Regions from separate parts of the Homo sapiens genome. Here region 2 is linked to region 1. A link is a loop called in an ENCODE intact Hi-C map of the cell type or tissue named here. Cell type or tissue: Calu3. All regions are shown on one strand. Links, peaks and the distances in the headings refer to the core of each region. The heading gives the core; the rest is flanking DNA.

Region 1 (16,950 bases), core at 4,081-9,080:
TTTTTTAAAGTATATTTCTTCACCATTTCAATTTGATCTTCTAGAAATAGCCTCTTTTATTGTTTGTCCATCTTGTTTTTTTGTTGTTGTTGTTGTTGTTAATTTTTGAGAGCTCTTTTCTATCCTCTGCAACAGTAATATTTATTCAAAGTCTATGATTTGGTCTATTGGTTTTGTTAGCAGCATATTTTCCCATACAAAAGATCTAACTTTATCTGATATCTTTTTGTTTACACTATTAGGGTTTCCAGTTGTGGTTAAGAAGGACTTCCATGTGATTGCTTAGATATTCTTGCAATATTTTAAGGTTTTATATACATGATTAAGTTTCTAATCCATGTGGTATTTGTTTTTGTACTATATAATGTAAATCAGCAGTCTGATTTCATTTTTTTTCTAGTTAAGTAGTCCCTTGGACCAACACTATTTACTTAATAAACCACATTTTTCTCCACTGAATTTAAATACAACTGTTATCATATGCTAAGTTCTTCTTCTTTTATTTTTTATTTTTTGCTTGAGACAAAGTCTTGCTGTCTCCCAGGCTGGATTGTGCAATCTTGGCTCAATGCAACCTCAGCTTCTTGGGTTCAAGTGATTCTCCTGCCTCAGCCTCCTGAGTAACTGGGATTACACGTGTGCACCACTATGCCTGGCTAATTTTTTGTATTTTTAGTAGAGACTGGTCTCAAACTCCCAACCTTAAGTGATCCACCTACCTTGGCCTCCCAAAGTTCTGGAATTACACGTGTGAGCCACCACACCCAGCCATCATACAGTAAGTTCTATGTTCTAAGACAGGGGTTGCCAACACCTGGGACATGGACTGCTACTGGTCTATGGCCTGTTAGGAACAGGGCCACATAGCAGGAGGTGAGTGGAGGTGAATGAGCAAAGCTTCTTCTGTGTTTACAGCCACTCCCTGTAACTTGCATTACCGCCCAAGCTCCACCTCCTGTCTGATTGGCAGCGGCATTAGATTCTCATAGGATCATGAACCCTATTGTGAACTATGCATTTGAGGGATCTAAGTGTGTACTCCTTATGATAATCTAATGCCTGATGATCTGTCACTGTCTCCCATCACCCCCCAGATGGGACCATCTAGTTGCAGAACAAGCTGAGGGCTCCTACTGATTCTACATTATGGTGAGTTGTATAATTATTTCATTATCTAGTGCAATGTAATAATAATCGAAACAAAGTGCACAATAAATGTAATGGACTTGAGTCATCCCAAAACCACCCCCCAACCAACATGGAAAAATTGTCTTCCACAAAACCAGTCCATGGTGCCAAAAATTTCGGGGACCGCTACTCTTTGATCTATTTCTAGTCTCAGTTCTGTTTCTTTGATCTTTTTTTTTTCCTATTGCTATACCACGTTGTTTAATAGCAGACGTATAGTACTTTCTAGTATTAGATAAGGCATATCCCTTTCTGTTTTTCAACATTTTCTGCAGGTCTTTTTATTCCATTATAAACACCAGCATCATTTGATTCAATTCAAAAAATCTTTTTGGGGTTCGAATTAGAAATGCATTATATTTATATGTTAATTCTAGGAGCAGAGACACTAGTTTTTCTCATTTAGGTTCTGTCCCTTTCTTGTTAAACTGGAGGGTCTTCAGGAGTGGCTAGACATGAACAGATGTGTATTTTGAAGGCTCCATGCAGTATGAGGATGGAAGATGGATTAGACTGCAGTAAGATGGGGTGAGCAAGAGAGACCAATGTGTATTTTTTGCCACTATCCAGAAAATGCTGACTTCTGGCTAAGGCAGTGACAGTCAGTTTGGCCAAGAAGGCACTGAAAGAAGAGTCATTTTATAGATAAAATGAACACTAATTGGTTTTCATAAACAGTTTTATTGAAGCATTGATATAAAAAAACTGCACATGTTTAATGTATACAATTTGGTGAATTTGCAATAACATGAGTTTGTAACAGAACTTGTGTGGAAGTTGAAGGATACGGAAGAGTCTAATGTCTCAGGGTCTTGGCTAGATTGCGACTGGACTCATATCTGTGCCATTCATGATGAGAAGTCGAAGTGAGGTAAACATTTCTAAGGGTAGAGCAACAACGAGCCCAACACTGGACACATTCATTTTGAATTGCCTAATAATAGATGGCAATTTGGAAATCTGGAGCTGAGGCAAGAAATCAAAGTTGGAAGTACAAAATGGTATTATGGTGATAGAGCTGATAGTTTAGTGTGTGTGTGTGTGTGTGTGTGTGTGTGTGTGTGTGTGTGTGTGTGATGGCTCTAAAAAGACTTTGTAAAGTAAGAAAAAAGTTCATCAAAAGAACTCCTTCACATTCTCTTTAAAAACTCACATTTGACTTCATGAGTGGCAAGGTAGTAGGGGATATTTCTACTTATAAAGAAGCCAGGCTGAGGAGAAATCTTCACTCAGTTTTTCCAAAATCATTAGAAGAAAGGACTAAAACCCAAGCAGCCTTGGATACTGTGATCTGAAGACCCCAAGCAAGAATGAGGATTTGTTTTATTTATGATGTTGGCAAAGCCTACTCACTACTTTAGGCAGTTAAGAGAAAAATATATCATCTCTATTACTTAATGGAATAAAGAGTTTCACATTTGAACACATTGACTCACACACATTCAACCTACACAAACACACTGGTTTACTGAAAAGCTCCTCTTTAATTTCTTCATGTTGCTTTTGCTTTTTGGTGAGCTGCCATGTTTATTTCTAATGATGAGTTTCTTTAGGGAATGTGTCTCGTCACCTCTAGTGACAATATTATCAGTATAGTCACATAGAGGTCCTGGATAGGGACTGCTTTGTTAAATGACATTTGGCAACTGCCTGATGAGGTTTAGCCAATTTCCATGCCAGATATTTAGTAACATAATGTATCATGGGTTAGATGCCAATGGTTCTTGGACCATTTCCTCTCTGTGCTTACATGCTATGGACCCAGGGGGTGACTAACAAAGTGGCACACTTTATTCATCTGTGAATAACAGCATGTGCAAATGAAGACTGGGAATTAGAGCTCTCCTGCCTCTTCTGGAGAAAAGAGAATGTTGTGGTGGCTCATCCTTAATTCTGTATTGGCCTCTAGGCTTATCCATGTTGATTGTTCCTACGATTCCACACAGCAATTTGAATCAAAATGTGAGATCTTTCGTTTTAATCGTTATATGCAGCCAAATTTCAAATAGACATCCAGTGTGAAAACAAGAGACATTTTGCCTTTAACTAGTTACGTTGACTTAAGACAGTTAAAATCCTTACTCCAAACTCAGTCTCTTTTATTAATTATTTAAAAAACCCTTAAGATGTTATATTTAATATTGAATCTCTTGCATAATCAATACTATAAGCCATGCTTCTTATTCATTCACTTATTTAACAAGTTTTCATTAGGGATATGCTTGGTATAATCATCAGGCTAGGTATGGTGATTATACCTACCTTGTATATTGCATTGCATGCTGTCCTTCATGGTTTCATCTGTTTCCTCCTTTCTTTGTACAACTTTCCCTTTGCCATCTGGAAGAATAATATCAATTTGCTTCAGAATTTAATTCGGTGCTCCTTTCACACATTTCTTACTCCATGACTGTGTTTACATGCACTTTCAAATCCACTGTATTTTCAGAATGTTTTTAAAGCCATAGATCAATTGCCATGCCTATACTTCTTTTTTTTTTTAAATCTTCACCAATCCTTTTTTGGTTCATTTGGCAAAGGCCATCTCATATTTCTGTCCTGAATTTAATTAAATTGAGCAGACATTAGCTTTGAAATTTCATTTTCTAAAGCACTAAAGGAAATAAATGTTTTTAGAGTCAAGTAAATAGTTAGAGTGATCAAAATTTTCCTGTTACTAAGGTCATCATTCAATACAGGGATGCCCATTCTCTTCAAAGATGCTCTTGATGTACCTTCTAAATGGAAGCTCAGCAACCATGGCGTGCTGCCTTGGTGAAGGGGCTGTAGAGGCAGAGTGGCTGCACCAAGGGTAGAGATGAATTTGGCCTGGTTTTCCCAAAAGGAAACAGACCACAAAGCTTCTGCAAAGGAAAGGGACAGAGGTATTGCCATGGTCATGAACCTTAGTTTCATTCTATGATGCAGTATGATAGTCTTTACTCTTTCACTGTGAATTTTGTCACAGGTAGTCCTATCTTCCAAGCACATAACTCTGCGAGGCACTATCTTAGGTGTTATAGATACACACGAATAAGAAGGATTCTTTGCCATGAGGATTCACATTCTAGCAGAGGACAGAGAGACATAAAGCAAGAGACAATCTACTTTCTTTTTTTTTTTTTTCTTTTGAGACAGAGTCTCACTCTGTCACCCAGGCTGGAGTGCAGTGGCATCATCTCGGCTCACTGCAACCTCTGCCTTCCAGGTTCAAGCAATTCTCTGCCTCAGCCTCCCGAGTAGCTGGGATTACAGGCACCTGCCACCAGACCCGGCTAATTTTTGTATTTTAGTAGAGATGGGGTTTCATTATCTTCACCAAGGCCAGGCTGGTCTTGGACTCCTGACCTCATGATCCACCCGCCTCGGCCTCCCGAAGTGCTAGGATTACAGGCATGAGACATCGCGCCCGGCTGAGACAATCTACTTTCTACCACCAGAATAGGTTAGTTAATTTAACTAAATACAACTTCTATTTTTTTTCCTATTATTGTCTTCAAATAATAACCAGAGACGCCTTCAAGAAACTATGCAACTGAATAGCTAACACACACGGCATCCCTGCCAATTTGTACTCTCAACCAGCATTCTACTCTACCTCCTCCAACAAGTGATGGTAAGAGACAAAAAATCATGTATTACTATTCAGAAACAATTATAACCCTAGAAGGCTTGATTTTAATGTTGGGAAAATTTTCCAAAAATATTAGCATGTTAATAGGTAACTTATATTGAGTATCTATTCTGTGCCAGTCACTGAACCAAGCACTTTTGATGTGTAATCTCAATAATCCTTCCAACAACTTAAAGAAGGTACTATTATTTTTCCATTTTATAGGTAAGAAAACAGAAGCTCATAGAGATAAAGTAACTGACTCAGGTTACATGGTTTTCAGGGTAGAACCAGAATCCAAACACAGAGCATTTGACAGGCTTTGAAGCCAGTTCTCCTGACTACTGTTAAGAGAGCTTAACCTCTAGAATATCCTCATCCTCATTAAAAACTGGCAGTAAAAATGTAAGCAACTGATGATTGATGCTTATTGCATTTTAGAGAGATAGCTAAGTCTTTCATAAACACATTCCTTTTAATTCCCTTTACAATCCAGAGAGGTCAAGACTGTTCATTTTCACTTTTGTTTCTATTCTGTAATAAAGAAACACTGTTCAACAATTGTTTAAGCCAGTAAAATAGCATCTTTTCTTTTTTCTTGGTCATTCTCTATCCCATTATCCTGCTTTGTTTTCTTTACAGAACTTTCCTGTATCTGAAGTAGCTGATGTTTATTTGTATATTCTCAGCCTCCCCTCACGGGATCAGAGGCTGCTTGTGTTTTGTTCACTGCTGCATCCCCTGAGCCCTGAGCCTAGAACTATACCTTAAAAATGCTTGGCACCTAATTAATATCTGCTCAGTGGATGAATGAATAAACACAAAAAAAGCCTGTGTGCTGTCGGGAGCTATCAGTCACTGCTTTTGCATCCTGGGAGGAACTTGGCCTCTGTCCTTCCTACTGCTTCCTCAGAGAGCCTGACCTCAGAACAGGTGTTCAGCTTCTCATCCAGGCACAACTTGGGACTGTGTCTCCCCTTCTTTGGCGTGGCATCTTCCTAGAGGCCATGACCACAGCATCAACATAAAACAGCTCTGAAATCGTGTAAGGCCCAGAAACAATGTCTGGCAAATCCTCAAGCTCCCATTAGCTAAATGATAGAATGGAGCAGCTGCGCTTCAGACCTTATTCTTAAATCTGGAATTGATGCCAAATTAACAATATTCCAGCCATTACTCTTCCAGAAAACAGGGTAGATTTCTTGGCCTAAGTTTTGTCCTCTTGGCATCATATTGCCAAGGAAAATGTGTCCAGAGATTTGTCTCCAAAAGCCTGCTGCCTCAGGCTACAAACCGGTCATTTCATCATGCGGAAACTCTTCCTATTTCTGTCAATTGTCATGTTTTGCCTCCTGGCCTTCAGGATGCCACTAATGTATATGTACCAAATGGAGTCTGACCCCAGAATAAATATCTGCTGCAGTGAATTGAATCTGACATATGATGTTTCCTGCAATCTAACTTTGTCTATCTCTTCATCAACTTCTATATCCCTCTCCCATGAAACTACTTGTAATTTCCTCCACATCTATGCTGCCTCAACTCAGAGCTCTTGCTCATGCTGCTGCCTCTTCCTGAAATGCTCATGAAACTCCCCTCTTTGTCACCTAGCCAATTTCTAATATTCCCCAATCTCTTGCCAATGCACCGGTCACTCATATCAGCTCATGGTCAGCCTCGGCACAGTCATTCAACATCATCCACCTACTGGGCGTCTAGGTGCCTTGCAGTGCACCAGGCACCAGGAAGTGTGGTGATGTCATAAGATAATCATGGGAAAATTATAAGACTTGCTGGCATCTCCACCAAAAATCTCTTGTGGAAAAGATGCTGGAGTTGTACAAAAATCAGAATGTGTAGAATCTGCAAATTCCTGTGTATAAATCCTATTTGTTTGCAAATTAAATTGAATTTGCTTGGCGGTGTTTTTTGTTGTTGTTGTTGTTTTTTAAGAAAATGTCATAGAAAGTAGCCTGTTAGTGTTTCTGATGAGGAAAGAAATTTGCCCATAATCCTGGAAATGGTCTCCTGCTCAGGCAGGCAAAGCCTGGCTAGAGGCAGAGATGCCTTCCATCCCTTCCGCACACTTTTCTATTCCACCCCAACTACCAAGTAAACCAAACCTTTTCTGAGGCCTCAATAAAATCAAGCCTCTGACCTTCAGGCAGAAAGCAGGAGCAGCCTGATTCATATTGAGTATTACTGAGCCCTGCGTTGTGTAGGCAACAGGGATCAGTAAAGCCCAACTGGCTGGGGGTTTCCTGAAACCTCCATCTCTTGTGGTTGAATGAATCATAATAAGGACAATCCAGAAGAGAGTAGTCATCACTCATTTTAGGAGATTGCAAAACCAGCAGTGCGTAAAACAGACAACTTCTTTATCCTCACAGAGGATAGATTCTAGTGGGTGCTGCCATGATACCCTGTGCAGATTTCTGTGTGGGCCATGTCAACAATGTTCTGCAGTTGTTGGTTTGTGTGTCTGCCTCTTGGACTGTGAACACCTCTGGAGTCTTATTCAAGTTTATGACCAAAATGCCTAGACTATCTCCAGCACCATGTCAGTCACACAGTGAAGGTTTGATGAATGAATAAATCTCGGGCCTGGCATGGTCAGGCATGCCCGTAATCCCAGCACTTTGGGAGGCCAAGGCTGGTGAATCACTTGAGAATAGCCTGGACAACACGGCGAAACACCGTCTCTACTAAAAATACAAAAATTAGCTGGGTGTGGTGGCACACACTGGTAGTCTCAGCTACTCGGGAGGTTGAGGCAGGAGAATCACCTGAGCCTGGGAGGCAGAGGTTGCAGTGAGCCAAGATGGCACCACTGTATTGGGCCTGGGTGACAAAACAAGTCTTGGTCTCAAAAAAAAATTAAAATAATAAATAAATCTGACCACAATAACATAGATCACACATAAAAATATGGTGCTTAGAAGCATGCTTTATTTGTATACATTCTGGGAAATGTGAGAGAAATCCTCAAATTTACAATAACTTTTTAATAAAATGCATGAAATGTTACAGGATTGAAGAATTTGAATTTTGGTCTGTTTAAGCAAAGAAGGGCATCAAGAATGGTAAATAATTAACAGTGAGTGAGAAGGAAGAGAAAGTACTTGGGCAGGACAGAGAACTTGCAGTTCTCTTAGATCTCTTGGGTACAGGGATGGGTGCAGGTAGTGAATGAGAAAATGTTACTAGAAATGCATTGACTTGAAAACTGATCCTTAGAGGGTTAGAAATGGGTGCAGTATTTCTGCAGCCCAGTGTGCATGCAAACTCCACCTGAGCTCTAGCTGCGCTTAAATTCAGTGGAGAGTTTTAGAGTACAAACTGGAAGGGTTTGAGAGAGATGTGTGGAGCAGCATGGAAATGATTTACCTTTTGTTTTAAGTAATCAGAGAAGAGAACTGCAAATGCAGTTTGTGTACTCAGGAAGTAAATTATCTGTACTCTCAGCTGCAGTTCTTTAGGGTGACTGTATTTAACATTAGCTGTAAACTTTGTTTACTACTTGTCTTAATTTTCCATTTTATCTTCTGAAACATAGATTTAAGTTGCAAAGTGTATTTTCTTATTTCCTTTATGCTGTAATAAAAAACAAGTTTCTTCATGAATTTAATTAAAATTAACTAGTTTTAAAGTACTTCTTCGGACATAATAGAGTGGCATCCTCTCTCCCCCCCCACCCCTTCTTTTTTATTTCTCTTCTTCCTTTGCTCTTAATTTAGCTCTTACTTTCACTAATTGTCTCCGGCAAAAATATAAGGAAGCAATATTGTCAGGCAATGAAAACTTTTAAAAAGTCAACTTGCTAGAGAACTCAACGTACAAGTGAAGTTACAAGGAACAATTTACAGCTTTTCATAATTATACATGTATGTGTAGTTTTTCTTTCAAAAATCTTCAGCCTAATGTTGACCTGGCAATTTCCTTCTTACCAATAAGTCATGTCTCCTTTCTCGACACACCTCATAAATAATATAATCGCCATTTCTTTCTCTAAGGTGCTCCAGGGTTAGCATTTGGGCATTTTGCCCTTAAAGCCATATTTATCATCTTTTCTCCAAAATGGCTACCTTGCCTGAATCCCAATTTCTCTTTCTCCAAATCCTCCACTGTTTCTCCACGTCCTTCAGCATAAGAATCTGACTCCTTAGCTGGAAGAGCATGGCATGAATGAAGGCAACTGATCTTTGAGTCACAAAGTTCTGCATTCAAATCTGCCTCTGACACTTGGGTTAATTAATTAGCCCTGTGAACCTGTAAAGGGAGATAACAATACCTGCAGACAACTTTTGATGAAACCAACTAACACAGGCCTTTGAATCTCTTCGCTGAGCCCATTTGTACTGAGCTTCTGCTTTGTGCCAGACAATTTGCTTGGTTCTAGGGATGAATGATTCTGTCCTCCTGGAGTATAGCATTTAGTAAATGCTCAGTAAATTGAAGCCATAAATGATTACTATTTTCTGTTTATGGCCATCTTCTGCTTTAACCCAGTTTTCTGCCCTCATTTCCTTCCTTTCCATTCTTCTTCCAATAAAAATGATCTGTGCAGGGTCTTTAAAGGCATCCTGCACTTCTTGCCTCTCTGCTTTGTTCAGCCTAGCTTCTACTAACCTAGAATCTCTTTCTCTTTACTTTCTATACAGTTAAGTCCTTTTTTTTTTTTTCTTAGACAGAGTCTTACTCTGTCACCAGGCTGGAGCACAGTGGCGTGATCTCAGCTCACTGCAATTTGCACCCCCAGGTTCAAGCAATTCTTCTGCCTCAGCCTCCTGAGTAGCTGGGACTACAGGTGCGCACCACCACACCCAGCTAATTTTTGTATTTTTAGTAAAGACAGAGTTTCACCATGTTGGCCAGGATGGTCTCAATCTCTTGAACTCATGATCTGTCTGCCTTGGCCTCCCAAAGTGCTAGGATTACAGGCATGAGCCACCGTACCTGGCGCAGTTAAGTCCTTTCACACTTCAAGAATTAGTTGGCTCCAATTATGTCATTCTAGATTGTTTTAAATAGCGGTTATTTCTTCATCTTCAAAATTTTGTAGCTGTGGTCCTCACCATTGAGCAATATAAGAATCAACCAGAGAGCTTATTGATGGTGCCATTCCCAGGTCCCATTTCCACATATTACATTATATTGCAGCCTACTTAGTGTTGAGATCAAAAGTATAGGTTTTGGAAAAAATACGAAGTCACTTCCATAGCAGAACACAATTTCTATTATCCCATTGAGAATCCCACATCCAGAGACTCGGAGGGAGTTGGACAAATCCCCAAGACTGCTCGGTGGGACACAACACAGACAGAATCCCAAGATTAATGCCTCATGTTACTAGGACATGACCAAACTCAAGTGCAGCACAGCCAGGGAGGAATCTACACAGCAACGTACAAAGGTCCAGGATGTGAAAGCTATTCCTTCAGTTGGAAAAAATAGGTCAGTGGGCTTCAGAGTGCAATTCTTCAGACCAGTGATATCAGCATCAATGGGAATTTGTTAGAAATGTACATTATTGGGTCCCACCTAAGACCTATTGCATTAATTTTCTAGGGCTTCCGTAATGAAATACTACAGATGGGTGACTTAAACAGCAGATATTTACTTTGTCATAGTTCTGGAGGCTGGAAATCCAAGGCAAGATGGCAGCAGGGTTAGTTTCTTCTGAGGCCTCTCCCCTTGGCTGTCCCCTCTCCTGACAGCTTCCCCCTCACCCTCTCTACCGTCTCCTGACTGCTTCTCCCTCACCATGTCCCCCCTCTCCTGACGGCTTCCTCCTCACCGTGTCTCCCCTCTCCTGAGGGCTTCCCCCTCACCGTGTCTCCCTTCTCCTGACTGCTTCCCCATCACCGTGTCTCCCCTCTCCTGACAGCTTCTCCCTCACCGCGTCTCCGCCCGTCCTGACAGCTTCCCCATCACCCTGTCTTCCCTCTCCTGACGGCTTCCCCCTCACCCTGTCTCCCCTTTGCTGACTGCTTCCCCCTCACCGTGTCTCCCCTCTCCTGACTGCTTCCCCCTCACCGTGTCTCCCCTCTCCAGACAACCTCCCCCTCACTATGTCTCCGCTGTCCTGATGGCTTCGCCCTCACCGTGTCTTCCGCATCCTGACAGTGTCTCCCCCAACCTGAAGGCTTCGCCTCACCGTGTCTCCCCTCTCCTGATGGTCTCCCCCTCACTGTGTCTCCCCCGTGCTGACTGCTTCCCCCTCACCCTGTCTCCCCTCTCCTGATGGCTTCCCCCTCACCGTGTCTTCCCTGTCCTGACAGCTTCCCCCTCACTGTGTCTCCCCCATCCTGATGGTTTCGCCCTCACCGTGTCTCCCCTTTCTTGATGGCTTCCCCCTCACTGTGTCCTCGCGTGGCCTTTTCTCTCTGCACTTAAATGTCTGTTTCCTAAACTCCTTTTCCAGTAAGGACACCATTCGTATTGGATTAGAGCCAACCCACATGACCTCATATAACTACCTCTTTAAAGGTCCTGTCTCCAAATATGGTCATATTCTGAGATATTGGCAGTTAGGATTTCAACATACAGATTTGGGGGAGGTGGGACATAAGCCCATAACACCTACCCAATCAGAAACTATGGAGAAGGTTCAGTGATCTGTTTCAACAAATTCTCCAGGTGATTCTGCTGAACACTGAGGTTTGCAAACGACTGGATAAACCACCTGGGAGGTTGGATAATGCTGAGCTTTGTACTGGGAGTAGCATATAGGCTAACAGCTCATTAGTAGTGTTCTACATAGCCTTATATTCACACCCATGGTTATACCAATGCCTGCGGGTCTGGGAGAAGTACTCAAATTATTAGGATCATGCTGGGCATGCACAGTGTGGGTCTCTTCCACCCACTGGGTGAGGCTAAGCTGGTTTCACCTTAGCTGCCCTGCATTATCTCTGACCTCTAAGGCCCAGTGACAGCCCAACTGGCCAGCTAGCTGTGGCTCCCTCCTACTCACCAAGCAGGAAGCAGAAATACTCAGCCACTCCATGCTGCTACCTGATTGAAAGTATCACAATGCAGTCTTTGTCTCTAACATTAGTATAGAAGGCCAAACTACCTGTCCACTGGCCTTTCTGCTTGGGTTCTTAGTGTCGGTTTTCTCTGACAACTGGAAGAGAATAGAGGGCAGTGGGTGAGGAGAATGGAGCCTATCTCTGACCTTCATGCTTAGTTCAGCCAGCTTTCATTCTCGGCAGGCCCCTGAATTTGACCACACTTTATTAGTATTAGCCATGATTCAAGGTCCAGAGAGCTTGCCTAACACTATAAATCCTTTCTTCCACAAAGTCTTGGTTGCATCTAGTCCTGCCTGTCTATTTGAATATCTAATAACTTGATACTTGCACAGACTGGTCTTGAATTTGCTTCTTAAACTTTCAATTTGTGATACTAGATTTGGGCTTTTCCTTTTGCAGCTTGCATCCATTTTGGTTCTAGCTCCATCCCACATACCTTTTTCTGCAGGAGTTCCCAGTATGCTGTCCACAGGCACCATGTTACTACATTTATAGCATTGCATATAACACATGGTAGCTGACAAACTTCTTTGCTGGTTAAGCAGTAGCTATATAACCAATGAGCAAACATTATAATCAAGTGGCTGTGATATCTATTTAGGATCAAAAGGGGCTACTGATAGGACTACTCTGAAATGTTACATTTTTCTCAGGGAAATTTTTTTCACACCAAAAATTAAATGTTAGATACCAATTATACTCATAAAAATAGCACAAGTGCCAATCCTGTACAATAATGTGCCCACTAAGCTTTTAAATAAAATTTTAATGAGTTCAAAAGTTAAATGTTTTTGAATTTATTAATTATAGGGATATTTTATTCTGAAGTATAAAGAGTAAGGTTTTAGAAAGTTAATGAGAAAAATTATTTACTCTTGGCTATCATGCCTGGCAATAGTTAACATTCCATTGTGCTCAGGGTAAAGAAATTAATTACTGTTGGAATTCATTATTCTAAAGAATATCCTGCACAATGTGCAGTTGTTATTCTGACATCCACAAAGTTTATAACAGAATAGTAATATAAAGCCAACCTGATATATCATTTTCGTGTCCTGTTTACAAAACAAAATGTATTGAAATTTGACTTCAAGAAGTTACTGAATGTATTTTAGCACAGACTTGGAAAATTTAATCGTAAAGCCAAATAGTATGGTTGCAAATTGTAATGTAAAGAGGAAAAGAAATTTGAATGTAGGAGATATTTTGGATGGGCCACTATGAAATACTTTTTTTGCAGCAATAACTTAGTGCATTCTACTTACTCTAAGAACCTTCACTTCCTTCTGTTGTTTCTTCCTATTTCTTTACTTGTATAACACAACAGTAAGGTATAACCTTATTGGCTATTCTGATATATTTGTGTCATTGATGGTCATATAAATATAATGGAAATTCCAAGAAAACCTCTACAATGATTTTCAAAATTGTTATTAAGACTGAAGTTGTTCCTTAAATTCGACCATAAAACACAGACTGTTCATACATGTCCTCAGTATTTTCTGAATTGGAGTGAAGATGACCCTTGTACAATTTTAGAAAATCATGGTAACAAATCAGTAAACAATAGCTGAGGCTACCATTTGTAACTGAAAATATACCATGCAGTATTCAACTCAGTTCCATTGAAGATGTAAACATAAAGTATCAGAACCCTGTACAAAAACAGAAAAAAATAGGCATCTGACACAATGGTGGGGTCATTATGGATTTCTTAGGATAACATTGACAAGAGTCTCATAATAACTTTTTTTTTTTTCTTTGAGACAGAGTCTCACTCTGTCACCCAGGCTGGAGTGCAGTGGTGTGATCTCAGCTCACCACAACCTCCACTTCCTGGGTTCAAACGATTCTTCCGCCTCAGCCTCCCAAGTAGCTGGGATTACAGGCATGCACCATGATGCCTGGCTAATTTTTTTAAAATTTTTTTATTTTTATTAGAGACGGTTTCACCATGTTGGCCAGGCTGGTCTTGAACTCCTGACCTCAAGTGATCCACACACCATGGCCTCCCAAAGTGCTGGGATTACAAGCATGAGCCATCATGCTTGGCCTCATGATGACTTTTTAAATGCTTTTGGCAACACACAAAGATGATGATTATCATTATGTCAATTATTTTGGAGTTTGAAGAATGTATTTTATCACCTCCCCTACTGTGATTTTTATGGCTCTGATAGCCATTTGTAAGAAGCATTTTAAATGTGGTTACTTAATTAGTAAATATTTTGCTTCAGCTTTAAAATGTTAATTATGAAGCCTATGGCTTTGTGTGTGTGTGTGTGTGTGTGTGTGTATGTATAGCATAATACATAGTGATTATTCTACTTTAGATTTCTTGTTGTCATGTCAGTCTCTTAAAGTTTTAATATTACATATGATTGTAACAAACTCTAGCTTAAGGTAAGCGAAAAGGCAATTTATTGTGAGGATGCACGGGTGTCTAATGGAAACCCAGGAAGCTGGACCTCAGAAATGACCAGGAAGCAGACACTTTGCACTTGCTCCTCTCTTGTCCCTGCTTCCCTCTGGGCATAGGCTTCATTCTTCCCTCTCCGTGGAAACCATATTCTTCCACTGCAGTCTTCATGGTGGAAAATGAATGCCAAACATGTCCCAAGTTTACAGTCACTCCTCAAGAGAGCAGCCAGACTCTGGACTCTCATAATTACATAGGTAGGAGCACATTGGGCCACTTGGATTGTGCCTGGCCCTGAACACTTGTTTGTGACCAGAGGTAGGGTCAATGTTACCCAAATATGTTTGCTCCCATATAGAAATATGAGAAAGAAATGAGAGGGAGACAGTTTTCAAAGACAAGGGTACTGGGAGAGTTATCCATAGGGAGTTCACTATAGTATGCTAATTGGATCACATTACAGAAAGGCATTGCTAACCTATGGCTGGAGAGTCATGCAATTAATTAAAACAATCAAAGCAGAAGTTAGAGTGACAGGGAATGAAGGAGAGAGGCTGCTTCCGATCCCCAGTTGTAGATTGAACCAAGGAATCAAATAATATCCAAATTTCAAATTGCCATCATAACTGGCCTTCACCTTTTTGCATTCCATTTTCTTTTTTTAAACATTGTATTTTTCATTTCAGATTCAGAGGATACATGTGCAGATGTGTTACATGGGTATATTACATGATGCTGTGGTTTGGGCTTCTAATGATCACACTGCCCAGGAAGCAAACATTGTACCGGATAGATTGTTTTTCACCCCTTACCCTCCACCCTCTGTTCCCCATTTTGGAGTTCTCAGTGTCTATTGTTCCCATCTTTGTGTCCAGGAGTACTCAAGTGCATACCCAGTGTTTAACTCCCGCTTGTAAGTGAGAACATACAATATTTGGTTTTCTGTTCCTGTGTCAATTAACTTAGGATAATGGCCTCCAGCTGCATCCATGTTGCTGCACAGGATGTGATTTTGTTCTTTTTTTATGGCTGCGTAGTATTCCATGGTATATACATATCTCAAAATTTTTATCCAATCCACTGTCGATAGGCACCTGGGTTGATTCCATGTCTTTGCTATTGTGAATAGTGCTGCAGTGAACATATGAATGCAGGTGTCTTTTTGGTAGAGTGATTTATTTTCCTTTGGGTGTATACCCAGTAATGGGATTGCTGGGTCAAAAACAGCAGACAATGTGCTACTCTTAAAACATATATCAGATCATGTCATTCCTCAGATAGAATTCCTCTGATGGATGCTCCTCTCACTCAGGGTAGAAAGCCTACCATTACTTTGCCTACCTCTGCCTCACTAAATATGCCCTTTGCCCCCTCCCCTTGGTGTATGCCTCCAGCCACAATGTCCTCCCAACCTATCAGCCAGTCACATTCCTGCCTCAGGGCCTTTGTACCTGCCCTTCCATCTGGCTGAATGTTCTTTTTTTTTTTGAGACGGAGTCTCGCTCTGTCGCCCAGGCTGGAGGGCAGTGGCAAAATCTCGGCTCACTGCAACCTTCGCCTCCCAGGTTCAAGCGATTCTCTTGTCTCAGCCTCTTGAGTAGCTGGGATTACAGGTGTGCATCAGCATGTCTGGCTTTTTTTTGTATTTTAGGTAGAGACAGGGTTTTACCATGTTGGCCAGGCTGGTCTTGAACTCCTGACCTCAAATGATCTGCCTGTCTCGGCCTCCCAAAGTGCTGGGATTACAGGCATCAGCCACTGAACCCGGCCCTGGATGAATGTTCTTTGCTCTCACCTTCCTCAGGTTTTTTTTTTTTTTTTTTTTTTCCAAAATGCCACTTTATCAGCGAGGCTTTGCCTAACCACCCTTTTAAATAATTGATTCCCCCATACTGACTATCCCCCTCCTTCTTATATTTCCCTCAGTAACAACACCTTACACACAAATTTGTATACAGTATATTGATTTATTTTGTTTATAACTGTCTTCTGCCTACAGAATATAAGCTCCATGAAAGTTTGGGGTTTTATTTGTTTTGTTCCCTGTTCTATGCTCAATGCCTAAAACAGTGTTAGGAACATGAAAGGTATTAAATAGGCATGTGTTGTTCAAACATGTAATATGTATACACTGCCTAAGGATAAGGAGAAAATGCAATGCATGTGTATGAACAGTTAGGGGCCAGCGACCATGGTTGATGCTTCAAATGTCTTATTTATCAGCCATCTAAGACAAAACCAATACATAAAGATTCTTCTTATCTTTCAGTTGTGACTATAGAGGCCCAAAAAGGGAAATATTGTCCAAGGTTTTAAGCATTGGAAATGGGTGCAAAACTATGTTAGTCTGACTGATACTTTCCAAAACCACATTCTCTTTCCATGCTTTTAGCATCCAATCTGTCTCATCCTTCTTCTCCTTTTCTACTTTCTCTTCTTCTTCTTGATTTTCTATACTACTCTTCATCCTCTATTTCATCTTTTTTTTGTCTTCTGCAGAATATTTCCTCCTTCCTCAGATAATGTAATGTCTGTTAGTGAAATGTCTGAGAAAGGATGTCCTTTCAACTTTGTATGAAAATTCTTTCCTTGAGTCTTTCCTGAATAATTCTAACCAATTCCACATTTTTGAAGAAAAGTAACATTAACAGTCACATGCCTTTGACAACACTTACTGCCTCTCCAGACCTGTT
Region 2 (16,950 bases), core at 7,590-12,589, 83 kb after region 1:
TTCTTTCATTTTGTTCTTTCAAAAAAAGTATCACTTTGATTAGAAATAAATAAGAAATAGAATATTCAAATAATGGCTCAAACACTGCAATAGAAAGACAATGATATGGACAAATGGAGCCATCACCAGGCCAGCAGAACGTCTGGGATTTCATTTTAGATGTTGAGTCCTGAGCTGATTTTTCAAAGCATGGATTTGGCATTGTAATGCTGCCAGCTCAGAAACGTCGATGTAATGGGAGAAAATGTATGGGGAATTCAGGGCCTGCCTGAACCTCCATGGGCCCAGCCTTGGTACACTCGGGCTAGAGAGATCTGTGAAGGGCTGTTTCACCTCCTGGTGACCACTCCCACACCGACATTGGTTGGAGATCCTGCCAACTATCCAGGGAGCCTGTGGATCTCTTTCCAATGGGATGCTAGCTTTTAGTCAACTGTTTAAAAAATTATTATCTTTAACAGCTCTTGAAAGATTAGCTTTCTATTGCCATTTCCAAATCTTCTTTCCTCCCACTCTGCACCAGCACCTGCACTATAAAGAAGGTAAATTGGCCAGGAGCGGTGGCTCATGCCTGTAATCCCAGCGCTTTGGGAGGCCGAGGGAGCGTGGATCACTTGAGGTGAGGAGTTCGAGACCAGCCTGCCCAACTTCGTGAAACCACTGTCTCTACTAAAAAATATAAAAATTAGCCAGACGTGGTGGCATGCTTCTGTAATTCCAGCTACTCAGAAGGCTGAGGCAGGAAAATCTCTTGAACCCAGGAGGTGGAGGTTGCAGTGAGCTGAGATAGTTCCACTGCACTCCAGCCTGGGCGACAGAGCCAGACTCTGTCTCAAAACAAACAAACAAAAAGAAGGTAAATCACTAGGGGATATATAGAAATTATATGATAAAATAGACTTTAGAAAAAACCTTTTTGAAACCATTTACAAAAGGAAACTGAATAGACCTCTGACACTCTTGTCTCCAATAAGCTGTGAAAATAGTACTGGTTCCATCACTTAAGAGGCATTCAGCTGTTCTCTGGTAAATATTTACTCATACCTTTAAAAGGAAAAATTAGCTAAAGGTAGGCTCGAGTTAGAAACTTAATCTAACTAGTTAAATCCTTTGAAATTTGGCAAAATTCCTCTTCACACATAAACCACTTAATACAAAACCATGTTTTGTATTAAGACCCCCAAATCTGAAGGGCAATTAGCCAACTCCTAGATCATCTCATGTTATATCCTGTCCAAAAATAAACAAACTGGGCTCTGGCATATTCTAAAAATATCTTCCTGTCTAAAAAAACATTTAACAGAGTTTGTCTAAGAAGCAGACTCCCAATTTTATTCTAAATATAATTATATTTGCATATATGTAATTTACAAACAACTTTCCTGGAACACAAGCATTACACAAAGTGAAGTATACCTGTATATTTATTTAAAAGCAAACAAACAGGATATATATATATATATATATATATATACATACATACATATGTTTAGTTTTTTTCTTGAGACAGAGTCTCACTCTGTCACCCAGCCTGGAGTGCAATGGTGCAATCTCGGCTCACTGCATCCTCTGCCTCCCAGGTTCAAGTGATTCTCTCAGCCTCCCAAATAGCTGGGACTACAGGTGTATGCCAGCATGCCCAGCTATGTTTTGTATGTTCAGTAGAGATGGCGTTTCACCATGTTGGTCAGGCTGGTCTCAAACTCCTGCCTCAGGTGATCCACCTATCCTGGCCTCCCAAAGTGTTGGGATTGCAGGCGTGAGCCACCGTGCCTGGCTTCAGAATGTATTTTTTTGCCAGTGTGTCATGTTTCATAGCTCGGTGACTGATGAAGGGACTTATTCAGTGCTTTTCCTTTATGCACTGATATTTATTTTATTAATTTTAAATTAATAAAATATTAATTTAAATATTTTTAAAATTATTAAAAATATTAATTTTCTGACTCTTTAGGAATACATATTCCTAAAGAGAGTGTTGTGTTGTGTTGTATTTAAAAGAAAAGGGCTGTGGATTTTGACAGACCTTCAAACCTCAGGCCTCCTACTCATTAGCTGTGTGGTCTTGGGCAAATTATTCACCCTGTCTGAGTTTAAGCCTTTTAATTTGCAAAACCTCTGAGGATTATTTTGAAGATTCAATTAACTAATATATGAAAGTGCAATGCAACAGGAGGTTGCTAATATTAATTTGAGTTATAGTCCGGCAACTCAACAAGTGTTTGTTAATATTCTATATATATCTACACTGAGAAAATCAGACTGTAATAGCACCAAATATTTGGGCAAACTTCTATTGGTTTGGTTTGCTAAGTGCATCACATGTATTATTCATTTTGTCTCTCTATATTGATTTTTAGCTCCTGTTAGAAATTGCTTATTTTTCAACTTTATAATAGTGTTTGTTTTAAAAATATGTAATATGTTTATGTGATTCAAAATTCAAAAAGCACCAAAGTGTACAGTAGAAACATATTTTTCCTCCTTGTCTCCTGCCATAGTTCATCTACCCAGAAGCAAACCTGCAAAATCTATCTTATGCATATAAAAACATTTAGGCGCAAATATAATTCTTTTCCCTTTTTTTGCACAAGAATTAGCATACTATTTAGGGTTGCCAAATGAAATACAGGACATCAGTTAAATGAGCAGTATTTGGGACATATTTACACTAAAAAATTAATTGGTGTTTCATCTGAAATTCAAATTAAACTGGGTGTCCTGAATTTTATTGGCTAAACCTGGCATCAGTAAATTATTATCCACCCTATTCTGCATCTTGTTTGTCTGCTTTTTTTTCTTTTTTTTCTGCATTGGAATCATCTAAAACTCTGTTAAAACTCCCAGGCCCAAGCTACACACTCCAAACCAATTTCATCAGAATCTCCAAGGATCATTCTTGGGCAACAGTATTTTTTTCTGTGATTGTGTTAAATTGAGGAATAATTTAACAAAAAAAGCACCCATTTTAAGTGTACCATTCAATGAGTTCAATGACAAATCTATACACCTCTTTTTACTTAATAATTATTTTGGTGATCACCCAAAAATCAGTTCTTAAATTGTAAACCCTTTAGAGCAAGCTTTGTATTTTATGCTACTTTTCTTCACAGGACTTGAGCATTCTGTGTTTCAGATAAATACAGGTTGACTAACAACAGAGTTCTTTATTTCAGTCATTATTTAGGTTTAATGCACAAAATGAGAAATGTTATTAATGAGTTTTTGCAGTTGCAACACTTGTTACAAAGAAATGCAAAGGTTGCGAAGAAATAGTTGCAGACACTACTTAGTACCAAGAGATCATTTCCACCTACTCAAGATCTCCCCACTGGCTAAGTGGTACGCCAGGTGCTTCACATACACTGGATGACCCTACAAATCCCTACTTATATAGGAGGGATCTGAGGCCCAGGTTAAAGAAATTGTTCAAGCCACATAGCTAATATTGAGAGGAGCTAGGATTCAAACCACATGTTTAACCCCAAATTCTTAGTAAGGATACTTCTCAATATGGCATAATTTTGAGATTCCACCTTTCTTCACACTATTCAGAAACTCCTATTTTTAATTTGGAAAATGGTTGAGAACAGCTGTTTCTGTTTCTCAGCAGATGCTTATCTCAGCCAAAATGCCTTCTTGAGAGAACCAATCAAGAGAAACCAAACAGGTCAAATTTCTTTAGGCTCAAGTTTCTTTGATCTGTATTAAAGCCTTTACAAGGTAGTTCTGGATTTTGTGTTTGTTGGTTCACATGCCTTGGATCACCTGAGCATGAAGGCTTATTGAAAGAAATAGTTGAAAGGATATAATTATAAGTTGTGATTTCAGGGGAAAGGAAGTAGTGTCTTTTGCTAATGAACCTTATTGTTCCCCTCAAGTTGTGTGTATATCATATCCATGTCTTGATGTGCCACTAAAAATGAAAGAATTGACTTAAAACACTAAGGGTGAATATCTTGTTTCTGCATATGCCAACTATCTTGTTTCTCTTCCTTTATGGATGTGTGTTTTGAAATGCAGGATGTAGACACAGACCACAAAACCATTCTAGTTTCTGCAGCGGAGAACGCAATATGAGTATCTGTCTCAAGGTCATTTCCTGATAATATTATCTTCCAGTAATTTGAGGCATAGGTTCAGGGAGGAGAGTAGGACGGAATTCTATTCCTGGCTTAGCTGTTTTCCTCTGTCTCCATCTTTAAAGCAATTTTGAAAGTCTCTTGCATATGGTTGATGTTCAGTAAAGGTTGGATGAACTGTCTTGACGTTCTTTTTGAAAACTGAGGATATGCTGTGTTCCGAGTAACTTGGCAATGTGTCAGTGAGGGCACAATTATGAGTCAGAGACCATAGAACTGCAATGGGATCTTAAATTCTTTTAATTTTGGCAATCTCAATTCATCTAGAAGCACCTTTAGAAGAGCAATTGATCTTGAAATCTTAACATTCATCAATAAGTAGATGAGAAAGAAGTTTATAAAGTCATTGAATTTCAGAGAGAACTTGATGCCTGGCAGTCTATGGCAAGTTGTGGACTTGCTTTATGTATATATATATATATCCATGAAACCACAATTTGATTGATTCCAGTAGTTTTGACTTGGGTCTTGGCCCAGAATTCAAAAGATAATGCTGTGACAGCAACAAGGAAATTGTAAGTATAGTTTTCTCTAAGTACTGTGAAAGGAGAAATGGAAACTAGGTTAACTACTTAGTGTTTTGCTAATCCTATTAATCGGTATGAAGTTTCTTGATTCTGTCTTTTTTGGAAGTATCACAATCATGCATGCTTTACATACAGTGGGGTTTTTTAATGGGTATTACTGTTAGTAATTCCCTTCATCCACTTTTGGGTGGACTACCTGTTATAAGCTTGGAATGATGTGTAGCTTTTGTTAGTTTAGAAAATTCCTTTTTTTCCAGCCTAGACCTTTCATTATCTCACATCTAATGTTTTTTCACCTCACATTATCCTCTTTCTTCCACCCTCTATCATTTGTATTTTTTTGTGTAGCTTTTTGCCTGTGGCTTCTTTTACATCTAGAATCCAGTAATGCCAATATGTCTTTATAACTTCCAGATGAACAATTTAATATTCCTCCTTTACTCCCCACCATTTACTGCATCTTGTTTCAACACATAACTTTAGTTTTAGGGATTAGTGAAAGTACAGATTATTGTATATTCAATTAAATGCCACCGGTAAGGGGCAGAGAGGTTTCTTCCAGGTTAATTATTTACATTCGTCTTTAGAATCTCAAGAGTTCAACAAACGTGGGCTGAGACCAGTTAAAATACAGATATTTAGAAATTGTTACAATATCTTTAGAGTCAGCCAGGAACAAAATTGTCAGAAAGGGAAGACAGGGGCTTGACTTCAGATCCTCCCACCCATCCACATACACACTTTTTCGTTCTTAAGTGTCTCTCCGTGTTCCTATTGACTTTATTCTAGTAAGCTTCTAGTTCTCCACTTTCCCATTTAGGATTTTCATTGGTAGAAATATGTCCCATTCCAACTCTTTCTTTGTGTCTTTTCCGTTAACCATTCAACAAATATGTTGTGCCTCTTTTTACCAGCTACTCTGCAAATCAATGAAAGGCTTAGTTTAGGTGGTTGTGGGAGTAATGAGATTAAACATAACCTTTATTTTAAAAACATGTAGAGATTAAAAAAATAATTAAGTGTGAAATTTCCTAACCCACCATTTAGATCTCTATAATACAGGTTCTGAGAACTCAACATAGCTGAAATTTGTCCGCAAGCAGACCTACTTTCAGAGTCCAGTCCCTTACAGAACGATTAATTCATCAGCTGCTGAAGAATCAAGTCCAAATAAAATTAATGGTACCACACAAGCTTCATCCTTTAGTTTACATATAATGTGAGTTATTTATATCCTTTAATGATAATGTTCTCTTGAATTTTCCTGAAACACTAGCCATATTTATCCATTTAAAACAGTGGTCCCCAAACTTTTGACACCAGGGACGGGTTTCATGACTATTTTTTCACAGACTGGGATTGGGGGATGGTTTCGGGATGATTCAAATGCATTACATTTGTTGTACACCTTATTTTTATTATTATTACCTTGTAATATATAATGAAATAATTGTACAACTCACTATAATGTAGAATCAGTGGGAGCCCTGAGCTTGTTTTCCCGCAACTGGACTGTCCCATCTGGGGGTGATGGGAGACAGTGACAGATCATCAGGCATTAGATTCTCATAAGAAGCGTGCAACCCAGATCCCTTGCATGTGCAGTTCACAATAGAATTCATGCTCCTGTGAGAATCTAATGCTGCTGCTGATCTGACAGGAGGTGGAGCTCAGACGGTAATTTGAGCCATGGGGAGCAGATGTAAATACAGATGAAGCTTTGCTTCCTCACTGGCTGCTCACCTCCTGCTGTGCAGCCCAGTTCCTAACAGGCCACTGACCAATGGGACCATGCCAAGGGTCCATGGCATGAGGGTTGGGGACCCCTGATTTAACATGATTCTTGCCTTCATTTAAAGTACAAATTATTTGTATTATATAATATATATCATCAAAGGGTGGTGTCCAAGGTGTTCTGTTGCTCCATTAGCAGCCTTGGATACAAGATAGAAGTAAGCATTTGAGCCAATGATTCTCTTGAGTGGAGTTCCCTCTTCAGTAGTCTTACCCTTGAGCACCTAAATAAGACCCGTTCCAGTACCTCATTAAAATCCCCAACACATATTTTTGCTGAGCATGGTTCTGAAAACCACAGAAGCAAAAGTAGGTGTTCAGTAATTTACTGTCTTAAATGCAGCTATTGATAGGGTTCAGTATACTATTGAAAAGTATATACTCATTCATCAGGGTCCCTTAATTCTATAGCTTTATATTTGTGAGTTTTAGACTGGGTTCTTCTTTAGATTCAACATACAAGGTACCTTTGAGTAAAGATGCTTTTTCTTATATAAAGTGCAGTATTCAGTTTTCTAATATGTACACCCTGAAGTTCTCCAAGACCAGTCATCTTTATTATACAACCACACTGAATTAGATCCAACAGGGCATATATTAGTGTTGTCAGCAACATTTGTTGAACACTTATTTTGAGCTAGACCCTAAAGTAAACACAAGACGTGCAAAGCTTCTGCCTTCCTAGAGCTTGCACCCTAGTGGGAAAAGCAAGTGATAATGAACAAGAAGACAGACGTCAGCTGGGGAGAAAGGCTATAAAAAAGAATTAAAATATGGGGAACCCACAGAAAATGAATGGGAGCCTTCTTTAGATTCAGGGTTCTGCAAGATCTCTCTGTAGAAGAAAAATTTCAGCTGAGAACTGAATGACAATTAGAAGTCAGCTTATGAAAGTCGGGGAGGAGGAAAAATTCAGGTAGAGAGAACTGCAGTGCAAAGGCCCTGGGGCAGGGTGAAACTTGGTTCCTTCAAGGAATATAACAAAGAGGGCAAAGAGTATTAGTAGAGAACTAGCCAGAGCCAGATCATGCAACATTTCGTAAGCCAGACAAGTGGCTTTAGGTTCTATTTTCAGTTTGATAGGAAGCCACTGGAAAATATTAAGCAGAACAGTAATGTGGTCTGACTTAGATTTTTAAAAGATAATTCTGCTTGTTATGTGGAGAATGGATGGGGCAAAACTGGGAGCATGGAGACAAGTTAGGAGGCTCTTATTAGTTGCAGTGACCATGCAGTTTATCCAAAGCAGGGCCTTTCAGAGAGTGAAAGTGGGTGCCACTAACAGAACAGGGAATGTCAACTGGGCCTGTGCTGAGCAGACCAGGGCATGTGGCCATTTCAGCTGTTACAGTGGTCTTGCTGGAGAGAGAGCTGTGGAGCCTTTTAGGATGTTTCATGTAATCTTCACAATAAACTCTGTGCCCAATGCATATTAGCACCTGATAAATGTTTGCTGGGTGAGTTAATGAGTAAATCAGTTAATCTGGGGGAAGATTAGTATCTTTGTTTCGTAAAAGAAACTATGCTACAAGCATATTGTGAACTCTAATTCCAATGATAAAACCCACACTCTTTCTTTAATTTCTTACCTAAGATGTCATAATTGTTGCTTTTCAAATGTTTTTAAACTACTGTACATGCATTTCCATTTTCTTCCTTCATTTTCTTCCCTCTCTTGGGTTTAGGGATCTACATGCAAAGGTTTCATAAATGTGTTTGCTGTACTCATTTTTATCAAAGTCAGGAACCAGAGAGACCATTAACGATATACAGTTCCCAGGAAACTTTTTGATCTTTCTTTTTGAAGCATCCTGTTCCACATTTAATGCCCAACCTCATAAGGTCTCCACCTGGGTACTCTGTCAGAATTCATTTAACAAGTCTAATGGTATGTGCTGTCTTACCTACCCACTCACACCTTTTACAAAAAACTCTCTCCTCTGTTCTCTTCTGCCCATCCGGGAAATAATTCCACCTTACTTCCAGGTAAAGAGACCTACGAATCATTTCCATCATATTCACCACACCCTTTAGAGGTACAGTAGCTTTTGCATGTTGGATAACTTTCATCAAATTATCAATAAAAAAGAGCATCTCACTCTCCTACTTTGAATTATGAATATTAAAAAATTTCAAATTTGTATGATTTATACAATTTGTATTGTAAATTCTATATATTTCTGGCTTACTCCATAAACATTCAAAATAGGCATATCTTCTGACATGATCAGGTTAAATAGAAGCCTGGCATATAAATAGAAGATGTGCATGCACGAGCTTAATGATGGGTGCATGCTTGATGTGACTGTGTATATTGTGTATGCTCACGTGTTCATGTGTGTGCATTCATGTGTGCACATGTGGGCAGGCATGCAGACGCAATGTGCACATGCTCTCATTATGACCCTGCTCATCCTCTATAATCCATAAACCTGATATAGCCCAGTAAATGCAGTTATGCTTCAGAAAAAAATGTTGCAGCTTGCATCCTTATACTCATTCCTCCTATTTTATCCTATTTAGATTGCTTAAGAAAATATAAACCTATATACCATGAGATAAAGGATATTCAACAAGAGCATCTTCTCTTTAGTTAGATTTATAAAACTAGTTTCCATTTTAGATCCCAGGGAAAATCAGCTCTTTCAGATGATGTTGGAAGATTTTAAAGTTTACAACATCATAGTCCCAACCTTTGCTTGATTAGGAGGAAGCTAATGGACCTTATATTAGCCTGTATTCGTCATCGTGTAAATATGAACTAGTTGATTAACTACCGAGTAATATTATCAGAGAAGGACAGTGCTAACATTCTCCTAAAATATAAACTCTCTCATAGTCACATACAATGATATATTCAATTTAATGTATTCATAGAGCAAATGTGAAGCATTTCTATTTTGTTATCCTATGCGTTAGAATTTATATGCTTGAAATTTAATATGTAAGCATTTAGTTTTCATAATTATGCCTTTTGTTGTAAGAATAACACCTACCAAAATGGGCTCAGCTTCCAGCAGGAAAACTGTTTTTTTTTTTTTTTTTTTTTTTTTGAGACGGAGTCTCGCTCTGTCTCCCAGGCTGGAGTGCAGTGGTGCGATCTCGGCTCACTGCAAGCTCCACCTCCCGTGTTCACGCCATTCTCCTGCTCAGCCTCCCGAGTAGCTGGGACTACAGGTGCCTGCCAGTACGCCCGGCTAATTTTTTCTTTTTTTATATATTTTTAGTAGAGACGGGTTTCACCGTGTTAGCCAGGATGGTCTCGATCTCCTGACCTCGTGATCCCTCCTAAAGTGGTGGGATTACAGGCGTGAGCCACTGTGCCCAGCCAGGAAAACTCTTGAGTTTAGCTATTAAAAATCCCCTTCTCTCTGCTCCACTGCTTGCAGTTTAGGTTATTGGAAACTTATAAAATAAAATTTGGATTTGGATTTTCCTTTTTAAAAATTAGCAGAAACGAGTTAGGAAGAGCATTCTTTGACACTGGAGGAGTAGAATGATTCTCAAGAATTTGAGACTGGACCGTCAATAAACTGGAAGTGTCAGATACGGCAAATCTATTCTTTGTGAATGACAGCTTTTTGTGATCTTTTTTCCACTAAAATGTTAACATTTACCTTTTAGTGTTTGACTTAATGTAGTAAGTTATATGTGTCTTTTTGTTCAAAAATATGAGAAACTAACACGTCACTTTTTAATGGAAATTGCCATATTTTTTCCTGGCCAGGAGTAGGCTTCAGGGCAGTGACTTTGCAGAGATGAGATGTAACATACCCCAGTCTGTGTCCTTTCCGAGTGCCACAAACTCCTTGTAGATCAAATCTGGAAAATACAGGCAAAGCTATTTCATAACAACTGTCTTATAACAAATCTTAATGTGTAAGAACTACAATTCTTGATGTTTATTTTACTTTATTGCTGAATTTGTGATTCTTTTTCAGGAAGAACAGTCACTGTGAATATGAGTAGTCAACAGGATATGTTTCCATATGAAGGTCCCTGTCCCAACTTAATGAAAAGTTGAGCAAAAGTATAATGCAAAATTCTAAGTAGCAACCTTTTTATAAGTGTAATTTCATCAAACCATCCACTTTCAAATATTTCATAACTTTTATCAGCCAAAAATTTCAATTAACCAAAAAAAAAAAAAAATCACCTATTCGAAAGCTAAAGAATATTGTAGAATTGGGAATGGCACTCTCTGTTGTCAGAACCTTAGCAGGCTCTGAATGAGGCACCAAGAATCTGCCTTCTGCTCTGTTCTGATTAAACTTTAAAATGCACCAAACAGCAGGAAAGGTGGTCATAGCTGTAAATGTCTTTGTGCTAATGATGACTTTTCTCACTAGTAACAGCTGGGGAGTGAAACTCGACAAAGACAAAATTATAAATGTTTTATATCGGAAAACACTAGGTGAGTTTGAAACGTGGTCAATCGATTAGGTTACTGCCAAGAAGTAAACAATAGACTCATTAAAGCTGTAATTAGCCATTGTTGACATATTGTATTTTTAATCAGAGCTCCAGTAGGGGATGAAGTGGCTGAAATCATCTAGTGAAATAATCTAGGGCTTTGTGAAGTAGAAGTAAAACCAGATTTTAAAAACTCAGCCATGCCTTTCCCTTGGGATTTCTATACCACCTTTGTTCTGATGAAGTTGGTGACTTCAATTAGGCTAGTAAGTAGCCTATAATAATTGATTAATTGTTTTGTGTTTTTGTTACATTGGGTACTTGTCAAAAGGGTTTTGTGGCTCCCTATTATTTGGCATATCAAGAGTAGAGAGGAATTCATGGTGAATTCCTCTTCAAGGCAGGGAGCCAGGTATGTTACATACTCGCGACTGCAGATAAACATCCTAAGAATCAAGGGTTAAGTACTTTTTCCTGTAGTTGGTAAATGGCTAAAATTGAGCTTCTGAACTCAGGGCTGTGGATTCCAATGCCTGCCTCTTTCCATGATACCATTGACAACAATGATCCTTTGGATCCCACCTCATCTGCCACGGCCCCCTAAAGCTTCTGCTTCCATCTAAGCCGAATCTCCTGTAACCAATGACACTCGTGCACATTCTACCTCCAGAACCACCACTCTCCTCATTCCAGCTCTCCCTCTCTCCTTTCCCTATCAAACTCCAGCTTTCATCTCATCTCCTCCATGAAGCCCTCCTGATTATTTCTGCCCACCCCACCAAACATCCCTTTATGAGTTTTTCCTCTCTCCTCTGAACTCCTCTGTCAGATTTACAGCCCTAGATTTTCTGAGGTAGAACTCATTCCAAATAAGTTAGCGGATGAAGAAACATTTTCCCCAATAACATAAGAGTTAAGAATCATATGTAATTGCCTTCCTTATTTTCTGTTCAGCTTCAAATCATGCACATCACAGAAGGAAAGTTCCAAGTCAGAGATTTTTATTTCTATAGGCATCTATGTAGGGTAGAAAGAGCCTGGTGAAACAAACAAGCACCTTCTTTGGACTAATTCCATGCTCTGTAGATATAATCTCCATTTTCCAGTATTTATTAAATTCATAAAATGCTTCTTGTAAAATATCCGCTAAAACAATGAATAGCCAACATTCTTTTTCTAAAGAGATCTTGGCTTTTCCTTGGAATCACATGGCTCTGTGAGTTATCTAGAATTATATTTAAGTGAGAAATTTTTAATAAAATGACACATCTTATTTTCATAGATATTTGCCTATGAACCCATAGATGCTATCTAATTCAACTTCCCCACATCTCAGGGAGGCAGAACTTGTGGGCAGATATTTTGATTAGTTTGCCCTTTCTCAGATAATAAAGCAAAGCAGTGGAACTTTGGCACGACTTCCTCAAAGCAGCAGCCAGCTAGAAAATGAACCCAATTTGCAAGTAATAGGCCAATGTCAGAAAACTTAGTAAATCATTTTATTAAACAAGCCATATCTTTAATTTAAAACCAAATCTTTTTCTTTATGGAGACATTGTTTAGGAGTAGAAACTTCAATTTGCATATATACATTTAATATCCTTTCATATATCACATAACTCTACAGAGAAAAGGGATGGATTATCTGCTTCACTGAGGGTGGCATATCATTTTCATGATAAGGGCAATGAATCGTGCTGTGACTGGTGCTGTTTAGCCCATTGAATCAGGCGCCTATGGTGGGAAAGGAATCATCTTCCTAACTAAGCACTGTCTTAGGAAAAGATATGTCTTTATGAGTGTGGTCTACTCTTCTAGTAGCTGTAGAGTGAGACTTAGGAATCATTCATTGGCAGTGAGGAGTTTCTGGGCTAAGAGGTAGGGCAGTGCTTCTTAACCCTGGCTACATGTTGGAATCATTAGGGAGAGTGTTAAAAGGTACACATGCTTTTGTCATATCAGAATTCAGATTTACAATACTTAAATTGGTGTATGGCCTGGGCACTGGGGAGTTTTTAAAGCAGCCAAGTTTGAGAACCACTGAGTTAGGAAAACCCATTTTCCTGTCTTGGTGACTGATCTCAAGGAAGGCATTGGCCTCTTTGTGTGTATTTCCTAGTCTGCTCAATGGACATTGGTTCTGCTTCATCGCATCACAAGTGTTTTCAGTCTTAGAAGAGACATATGTGAAAGATTCTTTCAATATACAGCTTTACAGAATTTCAAGCAATTTACATTTATTTTTCTTGTTCCCTAGCTGGAGTCCTGGCAGAAAGGATCTAGGAAAGCATTTAAAGAAAAAAAAAAAAGCATGACTGCCTTAGAAAAATTGAGTCATGCACCAACTTAAGAAGACAAGCAGAAAAATTTTTGAAATCAAATGATAAATCTTTCCAAAAATTCTTGAAGTGAGTTTATTTAATCCAAACATTTATATAACATCTCAGCGCATCTGTTTTGAGTGAGTAAAATTATAATATTTTGGGGGCTACTTCTAATTTTCAGGGAAATTTAGAATGTGTGAGGGAACAAAATCGAATGTAGTGGGGAAAGCATATTAAGGACATTTATAACAGTTTTCAGCAGAAGGAGAAATCCGCAAGCTATGTGCCAAGCTTTGCTGACAGCCATCAGTAAGGAGAAATCACTCTTAACTGCCACAGCATCAAATTATTAATAGATAAATGGGCTCCTTTCTTGACCAATGGGTTTTCTACACTGGAATTGGGTGCTGAAGGGGTTTACAGAGTCTCGAGATTCTGGAATAGTGGATGAGGATGGAGAAAAATGGTTTTCAGACCTGGCTGCTCTTCTGCTGATTCCTACTGGAATACTTAAGCTTCCGCTTGTCCAAGACCTACCTGCCTGAAGACACTCTGTTTCAGCTTATCCAGAGAGTCCCTCGAGTTGGTATTTGTAAACTTCACAGGGAATACTGATGATCCCCAGTGTGGGACCCACTGGATTATATACACACTCCAGTTCTGATCCAGGATTGCTTGGCGGTGCCTGGATCACCAACCTGCGCTGCTGTTTCTCAATGATTTTCAATTACTCAGTCCTGATCTGTGAGCACATGTGCACAGAAGATTGGCTGTTGGAACTTTGTCAAATAACAAACATTTCTATAAATCATAAATTACTTTATTTGTGAGAAATTATTTCTGAGAATTATTTTTTAGTCAAGATTGTTTTGGCTATTCTGTGTCCCTTTCATTTCCATAGAGTTTTTAAGATCAGCTAGTGATTTTTGCAAAAAGGCAACCAGATTTTGAGGAGGAATAAGTTGAATGTGTAGTGTTGTGGCATTGTTTTAAAGATTAAATGTGTTAATCATTAGTATTTAGTGCTTAGACTAAATGATAATAGACTCAGATGATAATAGAATAATGATAAAACAGTACCTGATTAAGTATATATGTGATTAAATACATAGATTATTAAAGGTACATATGATTGAATATATACAACTATATCAGGCCCTATTGTATCATTTTCTATTATCATTTGAATTGTCTCAAATATTCTTTTCTAATTTTTGATAGAAATGTATTTTATGGCCTATAGATAAAATGTATTCTATAGGCAATTTCCATTTGGTTTCAGGAGGGTATTATTGTTTGAATATGCATGATACTTACTAGTAAGTTACTGCAATGCAAACAAGCATTGTGGAGGTAGGCCTGAATAATTATTGTAAGAGAAAATATAATATTCTTATCTTGTTGGGGTTTTTAATAACAGCTTTATTGAAATATAATTCATGTATCATAAAATCTACCCTTTTAAAGAGTACAGTTCAGTGTTTTTTTAGAATATGCACAAAGTTGTGCCACCATTACTATTTAAATCCAGAACACGTTCACCCTTCCCCACAGAAACCCGTATACATTGGCAGTCATTCCCCAATCCTCCTCTCACCAGCCGCTGGCAAAAGCGCCTATACACTATGTCTATATGGATTTATCTATTCTGGGTATTTCATATAAGTAGAATCATAAAAAATTTGGCCTTTTGCATCTGATTTTGTTACTTTAACATAATGTTTTCAAGGTTTATCCATATTGTTGTATGTATAAGCACTTCATTCCTTTCTGTGAAGAATAACATTGAATTGTACATACATGCCACATTTTGTTTACACATTCAGTGGATGGACATTTGGTTTGTTTATAATTTGGGGCTATTATGAATAATGCTGCTATGAGCATTCATGTACAAATCTTTGAGTGAATATATGTTTTCATTTCTTTTGTGTCTAGACCCAGAAGTGGAATTATTGGATCATGCATTAAATCTATGTTTAAAGTTTTGGAGAATTGCCAAACTGTTTTCCAAAGTGGCTGCTCCATTTACATTCCCACCAGCAATATAGGAGGGTTGCAACTTTCCACATCCTCACCAACACTTGTTACTGTCCATCTCTTTATACCCATCCTTCTGGGTGTAAAGTGGTATCTCATTGCAGTTTTGACCCATACTTTTCTAATAACTAATGCTGTTTTGTCTTCTTTTCACGTACCATTTATATGTAGTCTTTGAGAAGATATCTCTTCAAAGCCTTTGCTCATTTTTAAAGTTTGGTTATTTGTCTTTTTATCAAGCTATAAGAGTTCTTTATGTAGTCTGGATATAAGTTCCTTATCAGATATATGATTTGCAGGTATTTTCACCCAGCCTAGGGGTTGTATTTTCCTTTTTTTCATGGTGTCTATTGAAGCACAAAAGTTTTTATTTTTTTTTCTTTTTTTGAGTCTAAGAAATCATTACCTAATCCAGAGTTATGAAGACTTACTCTTATATTTTCTTCTAAGAGTTTCATAGTTTTAGCTCTTATATTTAGGTCTATGATCCATTTAATTTAATTTTTCTATAAAAGCTTCTTTGTTGAAAGGACTATTCTTTTTCCCATTTATTTGTCCTGCCACCCTTGTCACAATTGACCATAAATGTAAGAGTTTATTTCTAGATTCCCAGTTGTCTTCCATTGATCTATTTGTCTATCCTTATGCCAGTGCTACACTCTCTTGATTACTGTAACTTTGCAGTAAGTTTTGAAATTGAAAAGTATAAGTCCTCCAACTTTATTATTTTTCAGTCAAGATCATTTTGGCTATTCTGTGTCCCTTTCATTTTCATATGAATTTTAGGATCAGCTTGTGATTTTTGTGAAAAGGCAAGTAGATTTTGAGAGGGATTAAATTAAATGTGTAGTGTTGTGGCATTGTTTTAAAGACTAAATGTGTTAATTATTAGTGTTTAGTGCTTAGACTAAAAGATAATAGACTCAGATGATAATAGAATAATGATAGAACAGTACCTGATTAAATATGTGTTATATATGATTAAATATATATATGATTAAATACATGCAAATACATCAGGCACTGTTTTATCATTATTCTACTATCATTTGAGTTGCCTCAAATATTCCTAATTTTTTATATTTTTGTTAATTTTACTGCAATGGCCTTTTGTGTGTGTGTGTGTGTGTGTGTGTGTGTGTGTGTGTCCTTTTTCTCTTCATAGTTACAATTTGCTTTGTTTGATAAAAACTTACTAGATTTATGTGGAAACTATGTTAGTTGGTACCTAAGAATTGCCAAGGTATACCTGTCTGGGGAAATAACCATGAAATTCTATACCATAATGTTGTAAAGAACTATCTATGAAGTTTCCAGTTACCCTTTATGGATTTCATGAGGCCTTTAACCTAAGAGTAATCTCTTAAGGTGCACTATTCCAACCATAAAAGAGTTATTCTTCTTTTGGCTTAATAAGCTGTAAATTGGACAAGGAGCCAAATTTTCCCCTTCCTTGTCATCAATGTGAGCTGAAGGTTGGTATGTGGATATGAAGCAGAAGTTCTTTGATCCATTTGCTATTTGATTTTAAGACAAGTTAGCATCCACACGTCTTCTTTTGAAGAATTTGGAGGGAAATGCCAAAACTACACCTTAGAGTTAAATAAGCTAATGTTAAATGTTCATAACTTTGTTTCAGTGGATACAGAAATACTGAAAATGAATATGCAATAAACACTTCAACTATAGGCCAGTTCACTGAAAGACCCT

Evidence for each region. Hi-C counts contacts between places; a loop is a spot of excess contacts. Peaks named below come from ENCODE experiments on the same cell type or tissue, not always from the same donor. Only the 100,000 strongest peaks of a DNase experiment are listed, where the experiment ranks them.
Region 2: a loop joins it to region 1, with 5 times the contacts of the local background. A loop is called at or near these places in 2 of 110 quality-filtered maps.

Annotation. Positions count from the first base shown.
Region 1 is chr18:54,769,375-54,786,324 of GRCh38, forward strand. It overlaps a transcript of RAB27B not described here. Among named protein-coding and RNA genes, the nearest start is that of RAB27B, 51 kb to the right of the region's middle. In Calu3, for the core only: a CTCF peak has its summit at 6,510; DNase peaks (open chromatin) are centred at 6,497 and 7,057.
Region 2 is chr18:54,848,887-54,865,836 of GRCh38, forward strand. The region is part of intron 1 of RAB27B (RAB27B, member RAS oncogene family); the gene reads left to right. Among named protein-coding and RNA genes, the nearest start is that of RAB27B, 29 kb to the left of the region's middle. RefSeq lists a silencer at 3,992-4,286. In Calu3, for the core only: no CTCF peak of the experiment used is centred there; a DNase peak (open chromatin) is centred at 9,625.